4 separate regions of the Homo sapiens genome follow, and all the other regions are linked to region 1. A link is a loop called in an ENCODE intact Hi-C map of the cell type or tissue named here. Cell type or tissue: endothelial cell of umbilical vein. All regions are shown on one strand. Region 1 overlaps DPYD (dihydropyrimidine dehydrogenase). Region 2 overlaps DPYD (dihydropyrimidine dehydrogenase). Region 3 overlaps DPYD (dihydropyrimidine dehydrogenase). Region 4 overlaps DPYD (dihydropyrimidine dehydrogenase).

Evidence for each region. Peaks named below come from ENCODE experiments on the same cell type or tissue, not always from the same donor. Only the 100,000 strongest peaks of a DNase experiment are listed, where the experiment ranks them.
Region 2: it touches region 1 in a loop (6-fold over the local background); 7 of 110 quality-filtered maps call a loop at or near these places.
Region 3: it touches region 1 in a loop (4-fold over the local background); 10 of 110 quality-filtered maps call a loop at or near these places.
Region 4: it touches region 1 in a loop (21-fold over the local background); 18 of 110 quality-filtered maps call a loop at or near these places.

The regions. Positions count from the first base shown.
Region 1 is chr1:97,816,726-97,824,725 of GRCh38, forward strand. All of the region lies in intron 3 of DPYD (dihydropyrimidine dehydrogenase), which reads right to left. Among named protein-coding and RNA genes, the nearest start is that of DPYD-AS2, 24 kb to the left of the region's middle. In endothelial cell of umbilical vein, a CTCF peak has its summit at 3,939 (motif pointing left); a DNase peak (open chromatin) is centred at 3,906.
Region 2 is chr1:97,189,859-97,197,858 of GRCh38, forward strand. DPYD (dihydropyrimidine dehydrogenase) reads right to left here. Exons shown (of 23, transcript NM_000110.4): 20 at 3,211-3,390. All of the region lies in intron 1 of DPYD-AS1 (DPYD antisense RNA 1), which reads left to right. Among named protein-coding and RNA genes, the nearest start is that of DPYD-AS1, 98 kb to the left of the region's middle. In endothelial cell of umbilical vein, no CTCF peak of the experiment used is centred here; a DNase peak (open chromatin) is centred at 3,233; H3K27ac peaks cover 1,416 bases.
Region 3 is chr1:97,134,442-97,142,441 of GRCh38, forward strand. All of the region lies in intron 20 of DPYD (dihydropyrimidine dehydrogenase), which reads right to left. The region is part of intron 1 of DPYD-AS1 (DPYD antisense RNA 1); the gene reads left to right. Among named protein-coding and RNA genes, the nearest start is that of DPYD-AS1, 43 kb to the left of the region's middle. RefSeq lists an enhancer at 3,829-3,958. In endothelial cell of umbilical vein, a CTCF peak has its summit at 3,997 (motif pointing right); a DNase peak (open chromatin) is centred at 3,930; H3K27ac peaks cover 567 bases.
Region 4 is chr1:97,240,153-97,248,152 of GRCh38, forward strand. The region is part of intron 18 of DPYD (dihydropyrimidine dehydrogenase); the gene reads right to left. All of the region lies in intron 1 of DPYD-AS1 (DPYD antisense RNA 1), which reads left to right. Among named protein-coding and RNA genes, the nearest start is that of DPYD-AS1, 150 kb to the left of the region's middle. In endothelial cell of umbilical vein, no CTCF peak of the experiment used is centred here; a DNase peak (open chromatin) is centred at 3,989.

The sequences.
Region 1 (8,000 bases):
TCATGTTTGTTGCATATTGGTGATTTCACAAGCTAGATTGTCTGTTTAATTCCTAATCACACTAATTACTTGAAAGAGTAATCCAGGAAATGTGACTTATTCAATTTCAAAGAACAGCCTAGAAATTAGTAGATAGGGCACCTCAGTAATGTTATATAGTCATGTTCATTGATAAAATTGGAAGGACTTCATAGTATTTGTATTAATCTATCAGAGAAAATCACAAATTCTTAATATATTTCTCCAAACATTATTTGAAATTTCTTCTAATGGACTTAAGTCATGTTTGCTCTCAACCAGGGGTCTGCAAACTACAACACAAGGGCTAAATCCAGATGGCTGCCTGTCTTTATAAATAAAATTTTATTGGAACACAGCCACATCAACACAGCCACACCTATGCATTCACATATGGTCTACAGATGCCTTTGTACAACATCAGCACAATTGAATAGTTGTGACAGAAATTATGTAGCCCAGAAAGCTAAAAATACATGCTATCTGGCCTTTTACAATAAAATGTTTCCTTACTTCTACTCGATTTTCAAAAGAGGCAACACATTTTTTAAAAACAACTTGTCAGAATGGGAGACTTTTTTCCCCAAAATAAAATAAACACAAATACCTTCAATGGAAGGTATTTAGTACACATCATAATAACCTGTAGAAATGCTGGATAAGAAATTGTATTAATTATCTTCTAAATGGAACAAGCTGATATATGAGAAATGAGAAATATTATAACTAAATGTCAATGTCTATCTTCCAGAAGAGATGACTTACAAAAAAACATAGGGCCAGCTATTTTATTATAGTATATTGTGACATATATACCAAATAATTAGAACGAGTAATAAAAAATGCCAACGTGCTTATAAACAATATTATCTGTAAATCTATTCTATTAGTCTTCTTTAGTTGTAGAAAATGACAAATATAATTACAAAATACTTATTCAAAACATGTAAACCACTAATTTTCCACTTGTAAAAGCCTGATTCAAAAAGCAATTTACTTTAAGGTTTACTTAAGCTTTGCAACTACATTAAAATATGATAGTATATACACAACAGCTTGTTAACAAGATTATCATAACATTAAAATCATAATGTGGCACTTCAATTATGGATACTTAAAATTAAAGCTAATCCTCACAGTACCAATTTTTATCTCCTAAATAATTTTAGCTATTAGCTGCTCATTCAAAGTCTGTATCTAAAATGATAAGCATTCTAGAGTAACGACTTAGCTCTGCACTTTTCTTTGGTAGCAAAACAAAAGCTGCATCCCTTCTTTCCTAGTCCTTAATATACAATCTTTTGATACTAAGGGGAAAATGCAGTTTTTTCCTGACCTTGCTTGGCTCAGAGCTTCTTACTCATGTTGCTGTTGCCAATGCTGTTGTTTCAAACAGATACATTCTGTATATCAATGGTACATATTTCTTTTCTGGTTTTATCTTTCCAAAAATATCAAACTATCACTTGCAATATTAATTTGATATTTTCTGCAAATACTATGTTTGAACAAATGTCACCTAGTACCTACTAGGCACCAGGTGGAACAAACCAATGCTTAGATTAATGAGTATTATAATGTATTTCATAAATAAATAATTAATAACAATTAATTGTGTTAGCCTATTAACTGATTTCATTTTTTCTACTGTTTCACCAGATTTGTACTTGATAATTATGTAATCAATATTTCTCACCTTTGAATTCTAATTCAAGTTTAAAGTGAAGGAAAAGATTCTAAATTGAAAGAATTCTGTATTTATAAATGACAGTTAATAACAAATCCATAAATAATCCAGAAGCATTGTTGCCGACCATATGGTTGATTTTACTAAACACTGGTAACAGCTAATATAATTGTTTTCTTCTATTTCCCCAATTAAATTATATTTGGGCCATTTGAGCAGTGAGATTGGAAACTGAGTGTCAAATCTTGCTTTCACTCACTCCTAAAGTGAATGAATGGAAGTAATATTCCTAATTTACATGGCAAACAGATAATACCAAATGTGTGTATCCGTGTGTGTGCATGTGTATATATGTGTATAAAGACATATACACACATTCATATTACAAAATGTACATGAAACTAATTATATAAATTACCAAATGTGTGTATCCATGTGTGTGCCTGTGTATATAGGTGTATAAAGACATATACATACATTCATATTACTCAAGGTACACGAAATTAATCACATACATTACAAAAATTACATAAGACTAATTACATATATTTTCTGACCTGTATTTCAATGATATTTATTAGGGCAGGTGCATGATTATGTAAAGTAATCATGCACTTTTGTCTTTTGATTTCAAAAAAATCTGAAAGTACTCATCCTGATTGACTTCCTCATGTGTTAGGTGGCATAAACCAAATCAAAGAACCTGCTCTGGACATGGTGAAATATGTGTTTTTCTGTAATAGAAATGATAAAGATAACATGTTCTCTGTGCATAGAAGACAAGAGAATACTCTTCTCTGCTGATTTGGGGAGTAGGGCTTTCAGGAGGTTCCTGCTGATCTATTTAGTGATAGAAAACTTGGAAAAACATAATTAAGATAGAATTTTAGAAATGATTAAAATAGAAAAGAGTTGAAACATTGCTTCTGAATCCAATCTCACTGCTCAAACTTTTCAAGTAGTTAAAATATACCCTTATACATGGGCATTTCTGATTATAAAGGAATTTGTTTTTCAACACTTTGAAAATTAAAAAAAAGTTACAAACGTTAAATCATGTATTACTACTTCCATCATTACATAACATTTTCAGAATGTTTAAAAAATTATTTACTTTCCATACTATTAAACAACCTGCTAATTTCACTGGAAGTATTTTGTTAATACTTTCTCATTTTATTTATTTTATATTCTTCTTCAATGCCACTTTGATTTTTCCCTCATAGCTTTATATTTACTTTGTAAACTACTTAATCAATTTGCTAATCTCAAATACTTAGCATGCCTTGTCCTTCCACTCTTCCATTTTTAACTATTTTAAAAGAATTCCATAAAATTTCCTTAAATCTTTGTAATCCTAATGAATACACCTGAAAGGCAAGGGAAGTCCAAACTCCAAATGCTGTCACAGTGCAAGTTTTCCTTGACTGCAAAGAGGAGATTTTATAGAGAAATATATCCATACATATACACACATGTAATATCTATATAATACATACCACATATAGAAATATGCATACACATGCACACACACAAATCTCTAAGAATAAGATAAAGTAGAATAATGGCCATATTATTATCTTTAAATCTTATTCAGAGGAACAAAATTACTCGGTTCATGGTTTACTAATCACAGCTTCCTCGGAGTCATGGTTCATGTAGAAGTATCAGTTAAAGTATCAGTGTAATTCAACCATTATATTTAGCAACAGATGCAATATTAACATAACCCAAATCATAAACAGCTAAAATAATACCTAGGTTCCAGTAGTAACACAACCCTTAGGTCAGATGGTAGTCAACACCAGTACTACTGAATACTAACAGAGGAGTGAAATTAAAGACATACATTAGGCTAATACACACAGACGGGACATACCTGAAAAGCTGAAAAACTACCTCTTTTAAATGTCTTGGTATCTCTTTTCGGACCTCAGCCTTTCAATAAAAAGTTAGATTGCTATTTATATTGCTTCCACCTCTAAAAGTCCTTGAGTTGAAGGTAAAGAAACAATGACATTAAAGCAATTTTAACCTTTTGACTCAAATAATATTTAGAAATGTTAGACCTCTTAAAAGCTACTTTCCAAGTTTACATGGCTATACTTTTATATTTAACTCTGTATAAATGGCTGTTTATGATGCACCTACAAATAGTATACACACACCAGTAAAAAAGCCAGCACAGATAAACTGTGCAACTCAACATCACCATCTAGTGACAAAATTCTTAACACGTGATAAAGCCAAGCGAAAAAGAATACATTTCAGAGACATTCTGTACTGGTAGTTCATCTTTATAGTACTAATGTAAATATAACAGATCTCACTGAATAGACTTCGCTCTGCAAATAAAACAATGCCTAATGGCAATGTTGGCACTCCAAAAATAATTTGTATTCTTGCCATAGAGATATACTCATAAATCTATTAACAATCTATATTTTATGTGTATTAAGAAATACACTGTAAAAAACTCCCAATAGTATTTTTATTTTTTTTATTAATGAGTATATTCTATATGTACCTCTTCTTTTTCAGAATCTGACGTCACCTTTTCTCAAGTTATTCAATTCAAGTACCTTCCAATTGCATATATCTATTACCCATAGCCCTCTACTGCCTGTGAGACTGAAAAGGGACAAAAAGACAACACATTGGAGGCCGAGGAGGGCAGATCACCTGAGGTCAGGAGTTCGAGAGCAGCCTTACCAACATGGTGAAGCCCCATCTCTAATAAAAATACACAAATTAGCCAGGCATGGTGGCACATGCCTGTAATCCCAGCTACTTGGGAGGCTGAGGCAGGAGAATCTCTTCAACCTGGGAGGCGGAAGTTGCAGTGAGCCGAGACCGCAACAATGCACTCCAGCCTGGACAACAAGACTGAAACTCCACCTCAAAAAAAAAAAAAAAAAAATACAACACAATGTTAAAAGTGGCCCCATCCTTCCCTTTACTGTTCAGGATTTATCACAGGGGCTAAAATAGGTACAGAATATGATAGTAAAGAAATCAAATCCCTTTGGCATGATTACAGAGTTGAATCAACCAAGATAAAGAAAGAATATGATGAAAAGAAGTTGAGAATTTTACCTCTAAATTCATTATCATACTATAAACCAGAGATTTGACCTAGAGATGATGCACTTTTTTCCTGTCCTTAAAATGCTTTTTCTTTGATTATCATTTTCAGAAATGCTGTATAAGATTTCCACACCCATGGCACTACAATAGACTATGTAGAAGTTGGACAAGATATACAGCTTCTAGTATTCTATATGCTAAGACTGCAGTGAACTTCTCCATTGAATTCCATTATTTATACATTACACATGTAATTCTTGTAAGCACATACAACATTAAAAGGAAAAATGTATACAAACATTATATTTTATATCTTATTTTTATTAATTTTCATAAATTACAAAGCATTCTCTCCTCTATATCCTAGTTCCTCATATAAATCCTAGGAGATTTTAAATCCCATTTTACAAAAAAGTAAGAGTAAAATAATTAATTTACCTAAAATTACAGTTGGAGTCTCAAATCTGATTCTTACTATTGATTCCAGTATTTATTTCATATTTTTAGTTTTCTCCATTTTTCCTTCACTGTTTTTCTAATTATTCATAATATATTCCCATTACAGAAAATATAGAATGGAAAAGCATACGCCTCAAAAAATTATCTTTACGCCAACCAGCCAGATGTAATAGCCACATTTCATTCCTATTTTTTCTCTGCATTTTTTATATTCAGTTGAGATAATATTCTACAAGCAATTTTGTTTCTCTCTCTCTCTCTATATATATATACACACACACAGATTTATTTTAAATATATGTAAATCTGTGTATATATCTGTAAATATAAATATATTATATATCTGTATATATACACAGATTTTATATACTTTATAAATTTATAAATATTGTAAAATTCTAAATATGAATATATAAATAATATATATTTATATGTAATATATACATTTATATATATTTATGTTATATACATATAATTGCCTTGTCTATTGTCTTAATGGTAGACAATTAGTTCCTGTAAAATTTGTTCAGGGTTATATTCCATAATTTGAGTATCACATTCATATTATGCATAATTTCTATGGCTTCTGCATAATATATTCCTAGAAGGTAAATTAATACAAAAAAAAGTATGTTTGTTTTAAGTCTCTTAATACTTAGTGACACAATCCTTTCCTTAAATGCAGCAGTAATTTTCAATCCTCTGAGAATGTGAGAATGGCTGTCTCACCATTCCATCTCTAGCCATCTGTGAGAATGGCTGTCTCGCTATTCCATCTCTAGCACTCAAAAACTTCCCACCAAACTGCATTAGCAGCAATAAGCAAGAGATTGGTGTATTTTTTGTGAAATTTACACTTTTTGTTTGCCATTAGAGTTGAATATTTCCAAGGGTTACTTAATCATAGTTTGCCAATTATCTACTGAGTTCCCAATTTTTAAAATCTGTCATACATATGGCAATATAGTACATTGATGTCTTTTAATTTTGTGATTGTCCCCATTTGCATAAGTTTTTTAAAATAAGTTTGTTTTTAATTGGCACATAATAGTTGCACATATTTATTGGATACAGTGTGATGTTTCAATACATATTAGATTGTGTAATGATCAAATCAAGGTAATTAGCATATCTATTACCTCAAACACTTGTCTTTTTTTGTTTGTTTGTTTTGTTTTTTGTTTTTTGTTTTTTTTGAGACGGAGTCTCACTCTGTCACCCAGGCTGAAGGGCAGTGGCGTGATCTCTGCTGACTTCAAGCTCCACCTCCCCGGTTCATGCCATTCTCCTGCCTCAGCCTCCAAAATAGCTGGGACTACAGGCCCCCGCCACCATACCCGGCTAATTTTTTGCATATTTAGTAGAGACGGGGTTTCACCGTGTTAGCCAGGATAGTCTCCATCTCCTGTGACAACACTCCAAATTTTCTCACGTTATTTTAAAGTATACAATATATTACTGTTGACTATAGTCACCTTACTGTGCTATAGAACACCAACCTCTCCCCATTTCCACTCCACACTACTCTCCCAAGCTTCTGGTAACCACTATTCTACTCTCTACTTCTATGAGATGAACGTCTTTAAATTCCACATAAAAGTGAGATCATGCAGTGTTTGCCCTTCTGTGATTAGCTTATTTCACTTAACATTAACATTTTCTAGGTTGATCCATTTTCTTGCAAATGACGGAAGCTTTTTTTTTTATTATTGGAATCAAAGCTTAGTGATTTCTTCACCTACTTGTTAGCGTATCATCTCTTCCCCCATCTCAATCTCAAAAGTCACTTCTATATTCCACTGGACTTTGACTGTTTCATTTATTTCCCTTAGCTCTTTAAAAATGCATGAAATTTCCTTTGGGCCATGTGAAGTGAGACTACAAAGTCTTTTTTTTTTTTTTTTTTTTTTTGTCCAAACAGCAAAAACAAACAAGTAAACAAACAAACAAAAAAAACCTTTTATACCATTTACTGGGTGATTGAACATGTCCTGAACTACTTGGGGTACTTCATCATATAATAACTTCATCAGATCTTTATAGTATCTATTATCAATTACAGACACTATTTGTTTTAAATAACACGCAGAAGAACTTAAGAATTTCCATCTTCATTTTGAATACAATCACATTAAAAGATGTCAAATTCTTAGGGAGGTTTTGTTGTTAATTCTGTTGGGCTTTCTAGGTATAAATTATGTCTTTATAAAATAAGAGCTACCTTGTCTCCTCTATATCAAATTATACTTTTTAGTTTTGGTTTTACATCTATTACCAGGTTATGGATCTACCTTTTACTATTAGTTTTCTAAGAAAGTAAGTGTATCTATGTGTGATGTGTGTGAACATGGTTTAGCTTCACTCTGGCCTCTCCATTGTTGAGAACTCTGTTAAGTGAGAGGCAGTCAAGTGTCATATTAGCAACACAAAAACTTCCCTTTAGGGCAGCACAGAACAAACCACAGCCACTAACCACATATAAGTATTTAAATTTAAATTAATAAAAATTAAGTAAAATTAAACATTCGGTTCTTCAGTTACACTCATCGCATTTCAGGTACTCAGTGGCCATATGTGGCTGAGGGCTCTCACACTAAATGGCACAGATGGAGAACATTTCTCTCATCACAGAAAGGTCTGGGCAGCATTGGTCTAGATGTCTCTAAGAGCCACAGAAAAACGGCCAGGAATTCCATTCCCCTGTCCTTTTCTTCTTAGGCACATTATATTTCAGTCTAGTCTTACTCTG
Region 2 (8,000 bases), 630 kb before region 1:
TGATGTTCTCTGAGAGGAATAAAGATTATAGCAAGTCTCACATCAGTTCAGGCCAGGTTTTCTGCTGAATGAATTATGTAAAACCATTTGGTTTCAGTATGTTTTGGATTTCAGAATTGTTAATGAGGGATTATGGAACTGTATTGTAATTATTTTCATTGTACAGTTTTATAAAAAGGTTTACAGAGATTAAGTAACTTGCCCAAGTTGTCTAGCTAACAAGGAAGCTTCACATAAATCCAGCAGTCTTACTATTTGCTAATAACTGCTGTCCTACATGCAGTTTCTTCATTGGGTATTTCCAACCTCTGGCCATTTGGAACCTAATGTGATGCTTCTCTGGCATTCCTCTCCTGCCTCTTTTATTTCACTTCTTTTTCAGCTCAAAATTATTTATTGTTTACTTTCTCCATCAAGAGAAGCTTGTGTTCTGCTCATTGCTGACTTCTCAATCTCTCACTGTTCTATTGCTATTCTCTTTTTTGTCCCTTTTGGCAATGCAGATTTTTGGATCCCTCCATGAGAATTATGATGTTAAAATGCAGATTCTCAACACACCTCTTACCCACTGACTCAGGATCAATGCTAGTGGGGCCTGGGAACCTACATTTCTCACAAGCATGCTGCATGGTTTTTAAGCACCAAGAGTTTGACATCAACAGCTCTGTGTTGTGCCAAAGCTGATGACTGTTCTTCTCAGGAATTTGCTCTTCTTGCAGGCACAGATTTTAATGGCTTGCACAGTAAGTGTACTAACACCCAACTACCTGCCCTTCAACAGCCACCTGAAGAAATGCTGGTTAGGCAGTTTGATCAGTTAATAAGTAAGGTAAGCATAAGGAAAGTATATTAATATGCTAATTACTTGAAAGATAACATGACATACTTGGCCAAATCCTTGTTTCCATAGCCCAAGTCTCATTTTCTCTCCATTGTCAAACACTGCACTGTAATGGGTTTCTTCTAAATATCTATTCTGGTTTATTCTAGCCTGACCTATGAGTGAATATCAGAGTAGCCATTGTACTTTCCAAACAAAATTTTCCTGTGTAAAGAAGCCAGATACTTCTAGAGTGTCTTTCTACAAAGGGTCTACATTTTCTCTCATCTTCCTATAGTATGCGGACACTGTGAGGACCAGCATACTATTCTTTGGCTAATGATAGGACAATGTGAGTTATATGCAAAGACACACACACACATACACACACATACACACGTACATACAAACACACACACACACAAAAGCAGCAGCAACATTAAGAAAGAATGATTAGTTTGCTGAGAATGATGCACATGTACCCTAGAACTTAAAGTATAATAAAAAATATAAACATAATAAAAAGAAAAATAAAAAAATTATAGGACCAAAAAAAAGAACGATTAGGAAATCACCTGTACCCTAGATCCAGAGTACTTTGATTCACTACTGGGGATATAAATCTAAAGGGATAATCACCTATTGTTTTAGTCATGTCAGCCTGCACAGGAGAATCCAGAAGCACAAATCTATTACCAGACCATCTGCTTATTCCTCAAGTTAGTGTTGAGAAATGAATCACTAATATAATCACATAGAAAAATCTTCCTTTTTTTAAACGAATGATAATGCTGAAAATTACACTTACGATTTTGATGAAAGCTGAGCTTAACAAAATAAAGTCTGAATCTTGATTCAAACTATTACCAAATCAGTTTCCATTTATGTCATTGACACAAGTTGTCTTCATCATTACCCATCTTTTATTTGAATATGTAAGTTTTGAAACGAGTGTGAAAATCCTTTAAAGACAAAACATGACAGTGCAATGCAGCTACTTCCATTTCCGCTCACATGGCAACCACCCAAATTTGAGACAATGATTTTATAGATGGTCATAAACTATCATGTCAGAGACAATTTCCTTGAGATATTTACATCGAATGATTGTAAAGTCATTTGTGAATTTTTTTTAGTTATAAGCAACCTTAGGATATTGATAGTCATTGATAAAGGCAAGAACACTCACTGTCTAAATACTGCAGAGTCAGTTTATGATAATATGATTAGTTACACTAATAATGCTGCTTAGGCATTATCTTGCTAATTACAATATTATAAATATTAATGTCACAGTCTTTCTGTTTGATTGCCACTCATGGAGTCATTCATCATGACATTTTCCTGGAACCCACATTGTAAGATTTTATTTCTTTCCTCCTTTTCTTTTTTCATTACTGGACTTGCAACCATACACATTACTCTTGAAGAAGGGTTTTTTTTGGCTATCTATTAGGAGAGGGACAGTGATATTTTCTACTAAAACTAGCCAAATATAAGTCAATTATATGATGTTTCTCTTATTCTTTCTGAGTCCCTAACCCAGTCATCCAAGGCAGAGTACCCAGGGCTTTTGTTTTCCATTCTTTTTCATGTGACCTGCTTCAAGTTAAGATTCATTTGAATTATTAAATGCTTCCTTAAAGAATCTTTTTATACTGCCTCTCTTTTTTTTAAAGTTAATTATTGATGTAGTGACAAGCTGAAAAGACTAAGAATTATAATTTTTTCCTCCCCTCATTGAGGGCTCAAGAAATGTCTTCTGACAATGGTTATCTATTTAGAATAATACAAAGGAAATACAAAGGCAAAATGCTGAATGTTGTTTTAGCAGTGTTGCTAAAATCACTGTATTATAGAAAACGTAAATGTAGTGTATATTTCTTGGAAAATAGCAGTTAGTGAGAAAGCTGGGACCATAACCGTTTGAGACCGGGTTTAACCACACAGCAGAAGCAGTTACAAAAGATACTGATTAGATTTTAATTTTAAAAACTTCCTTATATTATTCAAGACTACAGTGATTTGATTGTCTTGAAAATAGAAAGGTAATGTTATAATTTCCAGAAAGCATAAAGAAATCTCCAGACTCCCACTGGGAAGAATGCCAGTCATCACCACAGTAAGCAAGAATTTGGAGGCACTTTACACTGCAAACATCGGTCTTTTCCTTTTATATAATCTTGTGTTGTATTGGTTTATAAAAAGGTAACTCACAGACCCATCATATGGCTGTAATCAAGTCTCCTTCAGAAAGAGTCCACTGAAGAAATCACATCCAGGAGGCACTGTGTTTCCTTTGTTAGTGAGAATGTGAGATGGTAAATAAGATCTGAAATAGAAACCAAGGCTGAGTTCTCAAGAATAACACAGGAGATTTAAGCACATACCTTGTCCATGAGTTCAGCTATACGTGGAACTGGTTTCCCTTTCTGGTGACTCACAGTAGCTGGACTCTGTCCATCCCAGTCTTGTAGTTCTTCAATGCTTTTCAGATAAAGCAGGGCTTTGAGGCCAGTGCAGTAGTCTTCGATCACAGTGAAATCCTGATTCTGAATGGCACTGCATACCTAGAAAAGACAGAGCAGTCAACCAAGTGTCAAACCAAGAGATAATTCTCCAAACAAATTCACTTTTCTTTGAGTCAACAAATATTTATTTTATGTGCCAGGCACTGTTTGAGGCATGATGGATCAGTAGCCGTCTGGAGATGGGGGTGGTGGGGAGGAATGGACTGCAAAGAACACAAGGAAATTTCCAGGGACAATGAACATTTTTCATAAACTTGCAATGGTAATGGTGTCACAGGTATATACATGTTCCAAAACTTATTAAGTTGTATAGTTTAAATAGCTACAGTTTATTATATGTCAGGCTTAAGGAGTCGAATTTGGCACAACATAATAAAGGACATTTAAATTCTCATTGTCACTCTATTGGGATGTGCTGCCTGCAGGCAGTTCTCACGTCTGAAAGTGGTCAAACTGAGGTTGGAGTGCTGTTTATTACGTTAACTCAACCATCACTTACCCCTGCCTCTGTCTCCCTCCTCATCTGCTATTGTTCTCCTTGTTGTCAACTATGATCCAGTTACCCAGGTCTTTCCTTTCTTCCTCAAAAAAAATGCCATAGTCTTTCTTTGCCTTAGGATCTTTTCACAAGACCTTCTCACTGGCTAGAAGGCCTTTCTTTTCCACACATGGCTAACTACCAACCATTCCTCAGGCTCATGGTAAATGTCCCTTCTTCAAGGAGGCTTCCAGGAGCCCAGAATAGGTTATGGCCTTCTTTTAATCAGACATTTTTAACTTCTAATTATTGCATTATTATTTAGTTGACAACTCACTTCCCAATTAGACCAAAGTTTCAGAAGGGAAGAACTGCATTTATTTTGGTCACTATATTATCTGCAGTGACTAGGACACTGTTTGTCTGTTAGTCTGCTCTCCACAAATATAAGATGAATGAATAATGATGATATGGTTTGGCTGTGTCCCCACACAAATCTCATCTTGAATTGTAGTTCCCATAATCCCCACGTGCAGTAGGAGGGACCTGGTGGGGGTAACTGAATCATGGGGATGGTTATCTCCATGCTGTTCTCGTGATGATGAGTGAGCTCTCACACAATCTGATGGTTTTATAAGGGGCTTTTCCCCTTTTCCTTTGCACTTCTCCTTCCTACCACCATGTGATGAAGGATATGCCTGCTTCCCCTTCTGCCATGATTGTAAGTTTCCCGAGGCCTCCCCCAGAAATGTTGAACTGTGAGTCAATCAAACCTCTTTCCTTTATAAATTACCCAGTCTCAGGTATATCTTTTTATTTATTTATTTATTTATTTATTTTTGGAGTCTCACCCTGTCACCAGGCTGGAGTGCAGCAGCGCGATCTCGGCTCACTGTGACCTCCACCTCCCGGGTTCAAGCAATTCTCCTGCCTCTGCCTCTCGAGTAGCTGGGACTACAGGGACACACCACCATGTCCAGCTAATTTTTGTATTTTTAGTAGGAACGGGGTTTCACCATGCTGGCTAGGATGGCCTCAATCTCTTGACTTTGTGATCCACCCGCCTCAGCCTCCCAAAGTGCTGGGATTACAGGCGTGACCCACTGTGCCCGGCCTCAGGTATATCTTTATTAGCAGCATGAGAATGGACTATTACAAAAGATTAAAAAGAAAAGAGAACTAAAATAAAAAATTCTGGAGTTAAGGAAGTTTGAATCAGAGAAATTAAAGTTCTTCCACTAAAAAAACCCTGGGGATTCTGTGAGTGTGGCTGGGATTTGAGTTAAAGCTTGAAGAATGTGGATTTAGATACTGCTTCTAGGTTGCTTATTTCCAAAGATATCCCTCCAATTTTGATATCACATGTAGACTCCAGAGAGTCATTTACAACTTCCTGTAGAACCTCTTCACCAACATGGCCCAACATTACATCAAATTCAAAATTTACAACATGAATTCAACATACTTCCCAATTTATATTTCAACTTCAAACAATGAAACAACCATTAAAACAAAACTGAGCAAAGAAAAACTCATTTCTATCCTGTTTTCCCAGATGTTGAATACCTAGTATATCAGGGTGTCTGGCAATGGCAGCCAACAAAGAAAAATCATGTCATGCATGAATGAAAAAGAAAATGAAGGAAATGCCTGAAAACAGAATAATAAGATTCTATTTCAAAGACTCTTAAAGCCTTTTGGGTCTTTGATTAAATACATTTTATTGTAAGCCTCGTGCCTAGCATGCTACCTGATACCTCATTGTTGCTAGGTTGGTTGAGAGAATTTATTGAAAACATACTAGGAGGTTCCAGAATGGGGAATGGGATAAGGAGAGAGAGAGAGAGAGAGAGAGAGAGAGAGAGAGAGAGACAGAACTCTCATATATATATATATATATATATATATGTGTGTGTGTGTATATATATGTATGTGTATATGTATGTGTATATATATATATATATATATATATATATATATATATATATATATATATATATATGCCTAGGAGTTCTCAGCAAGCAGTGGTAGTGATTCCATGATGTGTACCTAAAAAAATGCCAGGTGTGAAATTCTGGGAATGCTAGCACTTAAAAGGAAGGCTAAGGAAGATGATCGTGAGGGACACCGAGCAGAAGAGATCCAAGAGAGTTAAGTCAGGCGCTGCAGAAAGGTCAGGAATATCAGAGCTGGAAGCGATGACTGGATGTAACACTCGGCAATATACCGGATAACATTTGCCTTTATAGGAGAGATCTGCAATGGAGTAGATGCCGGTTTTTTTGGTAGGTTGAGGAATGGATGAGGGATGATGAACTAAAGATATGCAGCCAGGTCACATTTCTAAGAAGTTTGGCTCCTGTAAGAGGAAGAGGCGAGCTGGGGTTATAGGTTATAGGGTTTTGCATTTTGCTTTTTACTTTTATTTTTGAGACAGAGTCTTGCTCTGTCACCCAGGCTGGAGTGCAGTGGCACAATCATAGCTCAGTGTAGCCTCAACCTCCTGAGCTCAAGCAATCCTCTCACCTCAGCTTCCCAAGTAGCTAGGACTACAGGCACACACCACCATGCTTGGGTAATTGTTTTTGGTATTTATTTATTTATTTTTTTATTTATTCTTATAGAGATGAGGTTTTGCCATATTGCTCAAACTCCTGAGCTCAAGCAATCCGCCCACCTGGCCTCCCACAAATGCTGGGATTACAGGCATGGACCACCATGCTTGGCCTGCATTTTATTTTTTTAAAGAATGAAAATAATTATGTTTTAAGGAGATACAGTTATTTTACATTTCAGAATAGGACAGACTGATTTCTGTGTATGAGATTTCTGTCAAAATTGGCTGAATGATTATGCGATGAGAATAAAACAATGCAATATCTAACATGATGCGGGCTCTTCTTAGGGGCCAGGCACTTTGTTAGCACTTTTAAATATATTATCTTCTTTAGTCCTCAAGATAACCCTAAAAGATAGGTTTAATTTTCAGCCCCATTTTACAGGTGAGGAAAGTGAGTCTTAGGAAAGTTAAATGACTTGCTCCAGGCCCCATGGTTAGAAAGTGGTGGCACCAGAATTCCTGGCCATACAATAGAATATGACCTAGATATAGACATTAACAGAGGAAAAACTTTTAATATAACTACAAATACTTTCCTACAACTATTGCATGGACCAAATGCATACGTTTTTAAAAATTTAATCAAGTTATCTTCAACTGAAATATAGCTCTGGTTTTGAAAAAATCCACACTTTTAGACAAAAATTGTCAATGTTTTCAATTTACCTTCTTACTTGTACAGTATGAGTAAGAATAGTAACAAGCCAAAACCAAAAAGCAGAAACAAAAACCCCTTCATTTTCTATTCTGAAGTGCTGCATGTTAGTACAATGTAGAAAAGAGTATAGAATAACTACTAAATATGAACAAGAACATTTTCTAGGAAGCCCATTTACATCAGATTAAAAAAATCTGTTTCTCAGGAGGAACAATTTGAACATTAATTAGGCCTGTTATAACCTTCTTAGAGTTGGTGGTGTTTTTTTCTCACAACAATTATAAGGAACATCATTATCATTTCCTCCACAGGGGTATTTTTTTTCTTTTGACTATAAAAGTCAACTGATGCTTTACTTAATCCTCTTTGCTCACTCTGAGATTCTATTTTTTTGTAGTATATGCTTATGGGTATACTTTACTATAGTCTTAAAATAGTTCACCATGTGAACATAAGAAATCAGATTTTGAAAATCACATAATGTCATGTACTTTATGGGATTTTCATGATTATTGTAAAATCCTGCTGCTAAAATGAATCTAGAAATACACTGCAAGGGATGAACAGTAAAGTATAATCTAAATCATCCCTGATGTTTCCAGGAAGAAGATACAAAAGCTATGAGTTATCTCAATCCTCAAACATGGCACAATTTGTATACAGTAGACTCAGACAAGGAGTGGAGTGATCAGAATGTAGACTTGGGATCTTTTAACTGTAGAAGAACATGGTAGGTCCCAAGGCTAAGAAAACTTCCTCTTTCCCACCCACTTCTAGACTCTTTATCATACAGGGTTGGTGTTTCACATAATTGGGAGCTATACTGAGAATGTGAACTGAACACAAAACCTTAAGAGGAAGGAGAGACTACAAGATACTTACTGAGCAAGACT
Region 3 (8,000 bases), 680 kb before region 1:
GGCAAATTATATACCACCTTTGTATGCTACTTTCCTCATACGTGACAGGATGGTAATAATAGTCATGATTTCTTGCAGTTGTGATAAGAATTAAATGAATTGAATTAACATTTATGCCATTTTACCAAGTTTGGGGAGGAAGAGGAGGAAACGTGTCAACAAAGGCTTCCTTAAAGAGGGTGACCATTTGGTTAAATCTTAAAATATCAGTAGATTTTCACTATTTGAATGTTCTATTTTGACACGACTTTCTGAAGTTGGTGGTGGCCCAGTTAGCAGAGAATTTTTACTACATACTTTTAAAGGTTCAGCGCAGCTCTGCAGGGCCACGTGAGATGTTGCTTCTTATTAGTAGCCCTCGGCATAATGATGAAGTAAGTTAACGTTGCCTTTGACACTTAACCTCCTCTCAGTGAAACCAAGGTATGGATTTGAAAGTACCTCAGTGTTGGGAGTTTAAATAGAAAAAGATCTGATAAAATAATTTACGCAAAGGTGAACAGTACCTAGTGGGTTACTCTTTCCAGGTGGGGTCTTATATATATATATTTTTTTTATTTAAAAAGTGTTTTGGAGATAATTGATATTTTAAAAAATCAGCCTAAAAGACAGCTTAATCCACCATTTTTCTGAGTTTCCCTAAGCATTAAGTTTGGTCACCAAGAAGCAACGTTCTTAGATTTTATTAGCTTAGGTTCACTCGAGCATACTTCTTTTGAGTTGATTTAGCTAATCCTTAGCTTTCACTAAAAATTGATATGGTATAGGTATTTGAAAGACACTTTTGTATTTTTCACAAAACCCCGGCTATAGGCATTGTACAGTAAATTATTAAGTGTTCATTAAATATGGATCCATGTAACAAAATTTTCCCAATATTTACTGCCAGGAGCAAAGTGTTGTCTCTTAAGACAAACCTAGACATCCCCTTTTATCAGACCATGAGAGCTATAAAACTCATGAATTTCTTTAGTTTCTTGGCTACCAATAAGTTTACAGCAAAACATGATGTCCTGTTTTAATAATATAGCTTATCTTTTGTTTCCCATACAAGCACTTCTTGCTTTCTAAATAATTTCTGCTGTGTCTTAAATTTTAAAAATTTTATTACCTTTAATGTTTTAAATTGGTAAACTACTTTAAAAGACATGTAGGAACATGAGTGGAATAGTTGTTGCCTGTGTTCCTCATTTGACCCTTACTAAATATTAATTTTTAAAAAATAGTGTCTTTTTTCTTTCCAAGTAGATTTCAAGGTTTTATGGTAGAACAGGATTTCTTGTTTTCTATCCTCTATACTCACCCCACATGGGTACTCAATAGCTAAATTGATTGATTGATAGCTGTCTTTTAAAAGCAGATGTCTAGACAGGATTTTTAATGATGGACCTTGTTAAAAAATGATGGACTAATAGTGGAAATACTAGGCTGAGAGAGTGTTTCTGTTATTTTTCAAAATTCCTCTACAATGGACTATGGCCATTTTCTGCATGCAAGGAAGAACACAGCCAGGATCACCGTTCTTTAAATCAGAAAGGACTTTGATAGAGTCCAGTTCCCTCAGTTCAAATGAGGAAACCAAGGCCCGAGGAGTTACTATCATTCCCAGAAGTAGCGAGCTGAGTCAATATAACGTTAAGACTGAAATTTAGGCCTCCCTGTTGCCAGTCTGATGTTGTTTGATGCCAATCCATTTATTCACTTTCTGCTTCCACACAAGAATGACTTGCATAATTTTAAAGGTTGGAAATCCAGCATGATCCTAAATCAGAGTCTCCATTCATAAAACTCTAAGCTTTAAAAATGCTAGGAATCATTACACAAATAAAATCCTGAGCACTCATTGTGCTATGCTTTGTGCTAAACATGTTTCTTTTTTCCATATAGTCTTCGCAATCACCCTATGAGGTCAGTACTGTTATTATTCCTGTTTTAAAGACGAGAAAATGAGAGGCATGTCTCATGTTTAGCACTGGGATTCAGTGGCACTCTCCTACACTGTGTGGACTGCCTCGCGAATCCAGTCATGTATACACATGTGTGTGTTTTTCCTTTTGGACACGTAATGAGATTTTTTTTCCCATGCCAGACTGGGGTATCTTAGTATCTCTCTCATGGAATTCTCAATTCCTACCCACCTAGGTTTTTCCCTGGAAACTTCCTGCCATCAAAGCAGGAATGATATTTAGTGCTTCAGTATTAGAAGGTCACAAATTGTGCTGGAATCCAAGGGAGAATCACGTATTTGGATGAATCACGAACGAATAGTCTGAACTTCCCCAAAAACACTGTCAGTAAAAATAAGGTGCTGCCATTAAATGACACCTTTAAAGAAGGCAAGAACGCAAATTTATGACAAGAAGAAAGAACTTCTGAGCCAAAATCAGCTAGATCTTTTTTGTTTTTTTCAATGCCATCCTTGACACTGGTAAAGAGTAGTCAGCTAGGTATTTGTCGACTAGAAAGAATCGTTAAAATGGACAACTAAAACCATCATATTTACAAGTGACACAAATCAGAAATTGTTGGCTAACAAATCTCCTTATTCCATCACTGTGATATTTGCTAAAGCTGACCACCTATTAATTTTTCCAGTGGAGCCTAAGGATATAGCAAATGCCAAGTAAATAGTTCAATCTGAACCAGGTTTATTGTTCATCGGCTGGTGCTGTGGTACTGTGCCGTGCTTGTGTCTTTTGTTGCTGTGGAACAGCAGGCCTTCCGGGAATGCTAAGAATACAGTGTCTTCCCAGAGCTGATTACACCAGACACGGGCCTCAATGATGCATGGACCAGCTAACACAGTGCCACACAACCCCACAATGCTTTCAGCATATTCAGTCATCTGCCTCGGAGAGACTGAAAATATTACTATTGATTTGGCTTGGTGTTTAATGTGGTTGTTAAATTTTAAATCCCTGTACAATGACCAATACTTTGGGTAGTAATGTAATTCTTCCAGGTTTATCATCTCTCTTGAAACCTGACTATTTAGTACATTGTGTAGCATTAAATTTCAGACAGGGGAATAGGTTTTAATAACACAAACACTTAATAAAATAACTTTCCATGAGCTTTCTCATAATGGTATTAACAGGGAAAGACAATTTCTCTCATTGCGCTTCTCTGCAGACATTCTGTCGGCTCTGTATCTCCATCAGTTTTTTCATAATGTGCTCTTGGCACACTTACTTTAATATTGCTGGTTTGAGAGCACTGTCTTTTTTATCCTTGTCACTAAATGTGATATTTTGAGCACTCAAGATGCGCTGCAAGCAGGCCTAAAGTATTTATATTGAAACTACAATGGCAAAGCATGTAGGATGATCTACCTCTCTGAAATGAGCCTTTAGGAAACAACTTCATCTTGGGAACATCTCTGGCTACACAATTGTAAAAATGGGCTGATAATTAAAGTACCAGGGAACACTCCTTCCATATTCACTGTTTATAAGCAGAGTGGTCTTGGTGGGTGCACACCTTAACATAAAGGAAGTAATACTTACATCTTGCTTTTGTCACACCGAGGCTGATATCTCCACTAAGTACACATCCCTAATCCAAGACGTTAGCAAACATATCTCTTATCAGCAGTACGGCTTTCACAGGCTTTTTTCAGTGTCCACCAACCACTTTCCATTCTGGATAAAGGATGTTAGCTAGGTAAGAGGATAAGCACAGTTGTAATCTGGATATTCAAGCTGACCTAATGGTAGATGCTGGATGCACACTGAACCTGGCCTGGCGGAAACCTGTTTCTATATGAGAATGGCATGTGGAAACAGGGACAGATGGTGGGGTCAGTAATAAAGAACTTGTTTGTTGTTGCTGATTGGAGGCCATTTCTTCTGCCAGCATGACTCCACAGATTTATCCTGGCATTGGTGACCAAGGGGAGACAAACAATGTTGTTCAACAAGCATTCTGAAAGCTACCATATGGCCAGAAGGAAATCTCTGGAGAATACTAGGATGTGCTGTGTTGTGCTACACTGTGGTAGTATTGCTCTTAAGCAGTAGGGGGCATGGTGAGTTCATCCGGTTAGAAGTATAAATAGAAGTAACTGAAAACAGCAGGAAATATAATCCGGTGAGCTTGCGAGCTGGTGAGCAGTTGTGTTGTGGGCTGCTTTTAAGATTATTTGCTTAATAAACTGCATTAGTTTCATTCTTTTGCATTTTTCTCGCAAAAAATGTTCATAAAGGTTGGGTTCTAGGGTGACAAAGTGTTGGGAAATTTTGTTGATTTAAAAAACATAAATATGAACTAATAAGAGAGAAGAATTCATGTTAGTCTAGAAGCTTAGTTAATTGGGAGTCTCTAGAGGAGTCACTCAAGATAGTGTTTGCTAATTAAGGCAATGCATTTTCCAGGGATTTGGAGAAGGAAGAGCTCTCCTCTGGCTTTCTGTCTGCTTATGAGTTACTGTGCAGCACCAGTGACGAGCTTTCACTGATTCCAGTCACATGACTGACTTGGGTAGATGTATTCCACCCTCATAACAAAGGCTTGTGGGTAGTAAATATTACCTATCAAATAAAACACCAAGGTAATTCCAGTTAACTCTTTTCAGGAATTCTAAAATTTTGTCATTGAGTTTGGTCCTTTCGAAAAAGAAGTCTGCCAGAATTGGATATTTCTTTTTTAAGTTTTTGGATTAGTAAATCTTATCCAAAATGTAAATTAATTTCCTATAATAGCTCCAAATTAAGAATTCTACAATTCTGTTGATCCTATTCTGATCGATGCCAGATTCGGTTCATCGGTGATGAACAAGTCAGTCATGGTGCCTCAGATTCCTTCCATCTCATTTCTGATGCTGTAGCTGGATTTCTCTAATTATAATTGGATCACGCCAGTGGGATTTTTAGAAAACTGCAAAGTGTTTTTTGTTCTTCTGAGAAACAAGTTATAAAAATAAAAAAAAATTTATGTATTCTGAAAATGGCTTCACAAGATGAATCTTTTAAAGAAAAATCAAAACATTATGAAAAACCTAATAACACTCATAAGTTTAGATATGCAAAAGAAAATGAAACAGTATTAAACCCCAAGACTGGGTTCTATTCATGGATTTAAAAAATCTTGGACCTGTCTTTACAAAACTTGAGTTTAACCAACTGAAGTATCATTACATCCTTGGTTTTAAACGTCATTACCACACTACCAGATATTTCTAGACTGAAAAGATTTTTTATGTTTACGAACAACAGATTAAAGGCAAAGGCAGCATTATTGTAATAGGATGTCATAAGATGTTTCTCAGTCTTAGATGAGGCCCCAACTATGAAAGGAATGTTGGCAAATCTCCTTCTTTCTAAAGGTGGATCAGGCAGGACTTGGTGAGATGTGATTCAAATTTACTCTGTAGGTCTGGGATCTTTCCCTGTCACCCATAGCTCTAAGGAGAGGCAGAGAAGACACTGGAGAAAAGATTATGTATTGATAGCCCAGAAAAAGTGCTGTAATTTTCTCTGCTCTCTCCTGTAGAATGTTCTGTTTCCGCTACCTCAAGCCAAGTGACAGAAGACACTCTAAATACAATCAAGAGTGGGGTACTTGCCCAAAGAGGCAACTGACATTTTTTTTTTTTTTTACTCTGGGCTACCTATTTGCTACTTGGAAAAAATCTGCCTTTATGGGACACTTGCTGACTGTAGTGATACCAGTCTTAGCAACCTGAACATGGACATGCCCCTGGGTGCTTGGGTGGGTAGCTGTGGAGGGTTAAAGTAAGGAGGCTGGTGTCTGACTACTGCTGAGAAAGGCCTGTATGTCAGAGGTTGGTTGTGAGGGTTCCCTGATAGTAGGGCCAGTAGAGGTGTTTGCTTATGATGACAGAGACAGGAGTTTTTTTTGGGGACACTCTGGAAAGCTGCTGCAATATAACTACATTGAAAGCCCTGCCAAGGAGAGGTAATCCCAGTAGAAAGAGACTTCAGGGGTGAAATGCCGAAGCATAGGAAATCATAATGGGCAGAGCAGAAGGTATCACCAGGGAGACAGAATGGGAGGCTCTGAAGATCCCACAGAGGTATCCTTTAAGAAAAAGAGTTGGCACCTGCCCTGATTGCATCAATATCACAACCATGCCATAAGAGCACTACACAATCATCTTTTAGCCTCATATGCTTCATCCTTTCCCAGCACAATGGAGGAATCACAGGTGACATGGAGAAGTGGAGAAGAAGGATGGGAGAGGGAGGCAGAAGATAATCACAGACGACCTAAGCATCCGGCCTTTTCTCTACTGATGCTATAGGGCCTAGTGCAGGTTAAAGCAGAGATTGTTTAAATAAGAGGAGAGCCACAAGTTTCCTGGCTGGACTCTTTATTATCTGAGGGTGTTCTAATGTCTGGAAGTGATCAGAAAAACTCTGGGATTTTATCCATAGCCAAGAAGAGGAGCTTAGTGGGTTTTAAGAGAATAAAGATGTTTCTGGCTTGTTTTGAAAGTGCAGCTCATTTGGTACACTATAATACTGTTTTTTCCCAATAATCAAGTAATTAATTTTTGTGTGATGACATGAAGCCAAATGTAAGTGTGAGCTGAGTGGATCATACGTCTAATAGATCTGTAAACATGAGGAGGTAGGGAAAGTTCACTTCTGAGTACATATCACATCTGCAAACCTTGTCATAGTGATCCAAAATGGAATGGGAAGTACTGAAGATGTATAGTGATCTCGCTTCATGTAGGATTGTGCTTGCATTTTCTAACACAGTCCCTGGCATATAATGGAAGCTTAATAAGTGTATGCCAGACCGAACTGGGAAGCTGGGAAGACCAAGCGAGGCACGAGGTGCATAGAAGGTGACTAACAGGTTCTTGAATTAGAAGGGAACTAAGTTAGAGCATGAGCATGGCCACTATTCCTCTACTCTACCTTACTTACCTCCCTGACTTTGTCTCTTATTACTCCCCCTATCTACTCTACTCCAGACACCCTACTCTTGGCTGATCCTTAAGGCTTTTTTACTCGCTATTCCTTCTGCCTGGAAATCTCTTCTCACAGACATCCACGAGGCTTATTTCTCATTTCCTTCACATTTTGCTCATATGAGACTTTCTCTAAAAGGTCCATACTCACTGCTGTCTAACCTTTAAAATGCAACCTGTCTCCTGACTTCCATACTTTTGAGCTCCCTTGCCTTCTCCACCCTTCCTGTTTACATAGCCCTTATCACCGAATATACTATCATTTATTATCTTTACTGTTTGTTCATTTTTATCTCTTTTACTTAAATATAAGTTCTACAAGGGTAGGTTCCTTTTTTAAATGGATAAATCCCAAGTGTCTAGAACAGTGGCTGACACATGGTAGGAATTTCAGTCATCTTAGCTGAATGAATGGATGGCAATAGATGCCCAGAGGCCTCTGTGTCGTGTTAACTGGATTCCATTTGAGGCATTACAGAACCCTCCGGGGTCAGGGGAGGAGTTACTGACTCCTTTGCCAAGTAGCCGCAGTACATATCCACAGCCTCCTACCAAAATCAGCATTCTGGGTATTCTAGAACCACACACGAAAACTGCTTAGGAACTCTCAAATCAAGTAGCAGGTCAAAGAACTCCTTTGATTGACTCTTTGTTAGGCTGTTTGGAGTAGGATGTACTAATTAGATTTGGAAGCACTCAAGGTTTATACTTTGAGCTTTATCCCCATAGAATGCAGAGAGAATAGAAATGTAAACCCTAGTAAAAATTAAAATAAATTAACAGAATCAATCTAGATAGTTCTTCAAGTCAACTTGCACTCAAAGAGTATTGGGCCTTTTATGGTGCAAATAATCATATTGTACATTAGGGATAAGTAAATCTATCTTCAGTTAGACTTTGGCAAGCATTTCTGCTTTTAAATGTGAAAAGCCAACTTGAAAATTCTGACAAATATATTTTATAGAAAACTTCATGTAACATTAGAAAAGAAAAAGAAACTAGTTTCCTTCATATGGTTCTACTACACATATAGAATTATAAATACATGCGAATCTCTCTT
Region 4 (8,000 bases), 580 kb before region 1:
TCATTTAGCAGTGTCATAATGTTGATGAAGATTACTTTGACCCCAAAGGAAAAAAAGCCTCAAAAGGCTGACATCAATATATTTAAGATTTTTTTTTTTTGAGAAGCAAAATGTCCATGGATTTTAATTACAATATCTGAACTCAAGTTTATTGGTGAAAAGGAGGCAGAGATGTACTTCGCATGACTAAATCCTTGAAGAAAAAAGGAATTTTTAATGAGCAAGAGAGTGTGGAACATATGCTAAATAACTGGAATTTTGAATAATTGAGTTTAATTCTGTTTGTCTTTCTCCCCCTAATCATTTGACTCCTCTAGGACAGCGACTGTTACACAATTAATTGTTAGAACTAAGTCCACAATAAACTCCCTGATAATAGCTCTAGCTGGCAATAAAACAGAAATTGGGTTATAATACTCATTCGTGCTCACTGTGTATGCAAAAAGAAAATGTAGTTTTAATTTGCTTACATTAATTAAAATATAATGAATTAAGTGGATAACAAATTCATTAGAAATTGAACCTTGACTGTCTAATTGTTAACAGTTTTAACACCATCCAGAAGAAAAAAAATTAGTAAATCAAGAATTTCAAGGATTTAGGAGGTGAGAGATTGATTTTTATAACCTACATATAAATGAACCACCAACAAATTTATGCTTTACTAAAATTAAGTGTACAATGTTAATGAAGTTAATATACTAATAAATACATGGGACACACCTATTTAAAAATAACATCTTTACACATGGATTAGGGTCCTCTGAGAATATTTGCATAATTCAATCAGAAACTGAAGTACTAAAAGGATCTAGGGTTATATGTAGAGATGTGTAATTTAAAGAGAAGAAATGGAAAAAATAAAGTTGATTATTTGATGTTATTTTAGTTTTTTCAGAAAAGCTAAAAATTTCTTCTGAAAATGTTTTAATTTTAGTTGAATTTTTTATGTTTTCTCCAAGTCTTCCTATCTTCATAGCTATGTTTTTCTGCTTCATAATGCATTCAATATGTTCCTAGTGGATTCATATTAAATAACTCAGTACCTAGCATGTGTCAGGCATTTATTTTTACCAAGAGAATTAATAACATTCACCAAAGAGGGCCATTCTCCTTTCTGAAAGTGTCAGCTACTGTTACTGGAATGAGTAGGATCACTCATTCATAGAGTGATTTCCACGTGCAGACACTGAGGCAGGGGCTTCATGTACACTGTGTACTTTAACCCTTGTAACTCTGAAGCTAGGTGCTGTCCTCTCTATTTTGTACATAAAGGAAGAGAAGCTCAAGCTGAATAAATAACTTATCCAGTGTCACGTAGTTTAAAAAGGATGTAATACATTAAAAATAAAGTCTCTGCGACATGAAAGTTCCCATTTTCAGTTATTATTGAGAAGTGACAATGCAGCAATTACCAAAAGAACCATCTCTGGATTATTTTTGCCTAAGAAAACTAGTATCAGTACAGACTGATGCTATGAGAACACAGAGGAAGTCCAACCAATTAGGTGTAAGTCTCAAACCATTTGCTTTATACAATTGTAGCTTTGAGCAAGCTCCTCAACTTCCTAAAACATTGGTTTTCCCTAATTAAAAAACAAGGACATTAATACTAATAATATTCCAGGGAGTTTGGATGTATTAGATGATACAACTCATGGGAAAGACTTGGCACAGTGCCTAGCTTATAATGTGTATAAGCTAATATTAGTGTCAAAGCCAGAGAAAATTGATCAGAAAAATAAACATTCAGCTATAACACATATAAGGATAAACACTTAATTTTTAAGGGTTGTTAATATTCATTCCTAGATATAACATTTGGGGTTCCTTTTGTAACCCATATATTATTTCATTGGCTTCAAAATTATGAATATTCATAGCTTGAGTCTATGGTAGTAAATGTGTGTATCTGTGTGAATAAATCTTTATTAGATTTTTAAGTGTAATTTGCAACGTGTGTGTGCGTGTGTATATATATATATATATATATATATATATATATATATATATATATATCTTCTAAGTCTTTTTTGAAGAATCTGTTCCATTAGTGCTTAGACACAAAGTTACATATACAACAATGTTCCTGGAAGTATTACTTTCTATAGAAAAACCGTAGAAAACAATCTAAAGGATCATGAGTAGTTACTCTATTAAATAAATTATAGTTCACCAAGATATGATATTCCAGAAAACCTTTAAAATTGACACGCAAATAGCTCTAATTTATAATGTTAAGAGTTAATCACAAGTAGCAGAGCAATATATATGGTATGCTCCCATTGTTGGCAAAAAAGTATGTGATTACATTTAGTATGTGTGCATGTAAATGCATATAATGTTGAATTTCATACTGTTCACAGGTATCATCTCTGGGAAAGGGGGTGAGTCCTGCAGTAAAGGGATTGAAGACCTTTCAAGTTTATATATATATACTTTTTATTGTTGGATTCTTTTTGATAAAATGGTGTTATAATTTACTTCTGTAGTAAAAATATCTATTTTTATAATGTTCCTAAAATTCACCTTACGAGAATAAGCATCATCAGTATATATGATGTGACATTTTTATATATGAGTGATACATACAGTGATTCTATCCTCTGTACATTACAAAGAACATGTTTGGTTCTGTGTCCAATATTTTAGATAAAAGATCTACAAACACAACAGAGTGAATAGGATGATCTCTCTTGATCTGTCTTTCTCACACACATATCATATATATCTATATAGTGATTAAAAGAAATCCTATAAATGGTCATCAAATATTTGAAGGATAATCATGAAAAAAAGGGCTTATCCTATGTAGCAAATTGGAACGAACAATTCAGCATACACGATTGGTTTTATTATTCTTATTTTTATAATTAATTTATTGTAAATTCAGCAATGAAAGCAGCTACAATGGAACTTCCCTATTCCTTGAATCTTGATGGCTACTTGACAGCAAGATGCAACAGAAAGACTTCTCTGTACTACAGGAAATATTGGATTAGTTTTTCTCTTCCAATTCAAAATCTGGGGATACTATAACTTATTCTTGGTAGTTTAAGAGCAATTTTATATGCTCTATAGTTTTCCAACAGATACCAGTGATTAACTTAGAAAAGAAGCAAGTATGAGTTAACTTTTAAGATTAAATATGTTAAATATAAATGCTCCTCTTTTGAGTGCTTTCTAATTGACAGATAGTTTCCTATTTATTTTTGCATACATTGTGCTGGTCACATTACTATGAAATAGATATTTCTGTCTCTATTTTTATAGATGTGTAAACTGAGATTCAGCAGGGATAAATGCCACATCCTCAAGATCACTCTGTTAGAAAGTATGGGTCCAGTATTTGAATCCAGGCCTACCTGACTCCCAACACCATGCTCTTAACCACAATGCTATGCTGCTTCCTGATTTTAAGTGTCTGGATATAAATTAAGCTTTAGAAAGAAGAGTTAATAATAATAATTGTTATAATTAATAAAGATATATTATCCAGGTATGATAAAACCATAAAAATCAACATTATAGAAAAATAGACATTATATTAATTGTTGGATAAAAATTAAATTAGAAGTAGAATAGCTAGTAATTGTATAACTAGAGTAACCATATAGCCCAGTTTGCCCAAGAGAGTCCCAGTTTATTATACCTGTATTTATTTGTAATTACATAATGTAACAATAGCTATCTTCCTTTGGTCTAAAAGTATCCCAGTTCAGATGATAAATTATAAAATCATACTAGCTATAACTAAAGATAATTATGTCCAAGAATAATAGGACAAAGACAATTACAGAAGCAAAGTGAAATTTGTTTTAGAACCAAAACCAAATTTATGAGGAGCTTAGAAACTCACTATACTGTCCAAGACTCAAAAGATGGCATGAAGAGCTAAATGTCTTTAAATTTGTCACTAGAGAGAAAAATATATGGCATTTACTAGGCATAATTAGTCTATATGTATGTTCTTTCTATTTTCAACCTGTAGGTGGCCACCACAAGCTACACTTATTAAACAACTCATTAGTAGCATTTTCAATACTGTCATCTTCAGATAATTAGCAATTTATTTAAATAACCAATTTCTGTAGAAATAATTGCCATGAAATGCCCTGAACCTACTTTTTATAAACTATAATAAAAGTGTTAAGATAATCCCTGACATTTGCAAATGCCATTAGTTCACCTTTCCTTTTGATAGTGCTATGGCATTATGTTTAAACAATTACCCGACAACACAGCAGTTTAATGAAACAGTACAGTGAGCACATTCTTCAATATGGCCAGAGAGGACATTCAGATTTAGAAAGAAATCCAGTGCGCAGAGAGGTTTACCCAGAGGAAAAACACAGCTAAAAGAAAAAGAATTACTGAATTAAGGACATTATTGCTATTTCCAAGTTGGTTTAGTTTCCATGGTAGATGCCGTATCATATGTACTCTCTTTGGAAACAAGAAAGGAGAGTTTTACAAGTTGATTTATGTGATAGGCTGGTGTGAACTATAATCATATATATCTACGAATATGTATAATACCTTCATTGTATTATTTGCTCTAAAACCTTGATGCAGGAACAAGTAGTAAATTTTTCTTACTATCAACCTTAAATGTACTTTTACTTTAAAAATGGTGTGCACTTTCAAAGTAGAGTTATTGAGGAAACGCACAAATGGTTTTACATCGCAGCTAGTATTTATCATTTAAAATAGACCAGAGTTCTAACTCAGTTTCTTCCTTGCTATTCAGTTCCTTATACTACTAAGATCCATTGATGTGGGATTATACAGTGTGTCTTGGTTGCGAGTGGTAAAACTATTTGAAGCCTTTATAATTTTTAAGCTGGTGTCCACTTCATATGAAAAAATAAAATTAGAATTCAAAGCCAGTGGCAATATTATTTTTATGGTTAGACTGAAATAACTTGAGAACCTATTAAGTACCAGTTGCTCTGCTAAATTATTCACTCGTTATTTATATCCTCACGACATCATTACAAGTCACATATACATTATCTCCATTTTACAGACATGGAAATTCAGGCTCAAGGAATTAAATAGTATGTGCATGTAAGAAAGGCAGGGCCGTGTGGTTAGATAATGCATTACAACAATAAGACAATTAGTCTGCAATATCACCATAAAATTCACTGCCGGGTTTGAATGTGAGGACTTTTCTTTATTTCCAGATTAACACATGCCTCAATCTCTCCAAATAAGAGCTTCTGGCAATGCTTTTTGCCTACAATTTTAAAGGTTTACCTATAAGTATAAATAGAAGAACTATTTAAAAAAGACATATTTCCCCAGCCAAGAAATTATTCTCACCTATGACAGACTTAGTGGACTTGAAGTAATATTTCTCATGTGATTTTGCTTAAGGATGTCCAGAGCAAATGTTACACAGCATAAAAATCTCACCATTCTATGTGTTTTCAAAAATGATTATTTGAGTAGGAGAAGGAGGAAGATTATAATGACAATGATAATGCCGATGACCGGAGTTTCATTTTACTCTTGGGAGAATCCAGGATAACAAGTGGGCATTATTCTGAGAACATACAGAAAAATAAAAAAGAGGTTCCACATCCATTAGGATCCTATTACTTCTTCCTTTGGAAAATCACAATTTCTTTTCTCTCTGAAATCCTGTGCTCTGTTTACTCTGTGGGTGGTTCTATGGCCAGGGTGTCCATGGCAGCACTTGCTGTACTGTAAAACCATTCCTTTCACTCTCAGCAACACATTCTCTTTCACTTTACAAAGAATTACATGTGTTAATCTCTATGCTCTGTGATAAGGCTGTGTCCCTCAGAGTCTACTGAAACACAGGCTGTACAGCAGTTGATGGCGTTTTGTTCTCTTCTTTGGCCTGTACAACTCTCAAAGATGTGGTGTGGACAAGGACATCTCTACCTGGGCCCTTATCTGAACCCTCTGAATCAATGCTCACTCTAAAACTGACCAGGCACTTTGAAAAAGAGAGATCCTACTGTTTAGTTGCTCTATCAATTAGTTGACAATAACATTTCTTCCTAAATTTCAATAGGGTAAAAAATGAAAAATCATTTTCAGTCAAAATTATTTCTTGTACCCAGCACCATGGCTGTTGCTCAAAGGCAGCAGAAGAGATGTCTCTTCTCAGCAAGCTTATAAGGCTGGGTCAATGAGATAAAAAACATGGACAACCCATGTTCACATGCCCAATTTTGTGGGTCAGACAACAGACACTGCTGAAACTTAGAAGACAAGGAGAGCCAGGAAATCTGAGGTGGTCTAGGAAGGCTTTGAGGAAGATGCAGGACTTACTTCAGTTGGGCTCTTGAAAGATAAGTGGGTAGGTCTGGGGCTAAAAATTAGGATATTTCAAACTGTGGCAGAGTTTGGGAACAAGGTGAGAAAAATTTCAGATATAGTAATGAACAAATCATATTTATAAAACACGTTAACAGCAAAACTAAAGTAGCCTCTCAGGTTGGGAAATGGTATACAGTGCATTACATAGTGTAGGGATGTTGCCTCGTAGGCAGGAAAACAGCCTACCCCCAGCTCTCGCAGCTACCAATATCAATTTCTATATGGCATTTTACTTTTTAAAATGCATTAAAAAATATTGACCTAGTATAAGAATAAACAGGTTTAAATTTAAACAAAATATCAAGTAAGGGAAGTTCAAAGCTATTTATTGTTAATAAAAATAATATTCCTATTTTAATAGCAATTGTTAATTATTAATAAATTAATAAATATTGCTATTTACTGCCAATAAAAATATTTCTCAGGGGACACTAAAGAGAATCTGTACTCTTTATACATGTCCCTGTCTGCAGCCTTTCTAGAGATCATAAAGTTCTTTCTAGTCTGATGAAAAGTAATATTAGGATTTTTATCAAACAGAAGGGATAAGAACTACAACTAGAATAATATGATCCACTTTTTCATAATATAGAGAGCTTATATAATGGAAGAGAACAAGTGTTCCACTCCATTCAACCATTCAGTAACTATTGCCAGTAATGTGAATTATCATTTTCACAGATGCATCTATACTTTTAACAAACATCATAAATAGTGCAGGAATCTGTAGCATGTATTAAAAAGAGCATATGATCAAAAAACTAGGAAAGGAAAAAGAACTTAAGACTACATTATTTCAGACAAGATCTCCTAAAGTATTACCTAAAGGAACTGTAATACTACCCTAGAGCATGAGGATATGGAGCAATCTGGCAACCTCTCTTAACATACCACAAGTCAGCTACTTGCCAAAAATGGGAAGCTAGTTTCAAGCTGTGCATATCTGTGTGGCCCCTGAGACCCCTGATGTTTCAGGGCTTTGGACTACAAGCTGAGGATGTGCCTCAACCAAATGGATGATAAAAACTAGTAGTGATTTGTATAGCCACTGAGTAGGCATGAATTTCTAATGTATCTAATACAGAACCAAATAGAATAAAATAGAATAATCTATGTAAAGCAGGCAGCACAGTGACAAGCACATAGTAAATGCTTTAAAAATGCCATCACTACAGTTTCTAAAAATATAAAAGGATAATAATAGAACAATATGAGCAATGTCATACAATAAACTCAACAGTTGAAGTGAAATGCACAAATTCCATGCAAAACACAACTAACCAAAATTGAGACAACAAAAAACAGAAAGTCAAAATTAAAAATAGATCCATAACTATTGCACAAGTTGAATTCATAATAAAAAACATTTTCACAAAGCAAACTGCAAGCCCAGATGGCTTCGCTGGTAAATTCTATTAAACTAAAGGAAGGAATAATACCGATCTTACACAAACTCTTGTAGAAGATAGAGGAAGAATGAGCCAATCTCAACTCATTTTATAAAGCCAGTATAATCTTGATATTGAAACCTGACAAATAAACTAAAGGAAAATAAAATTATAGACCAATATCCATAGACTCAAATATCTGTATTAAATAAATTCAGCAATATATAAAAGGTGTAAAGCATCATGATCAAATAC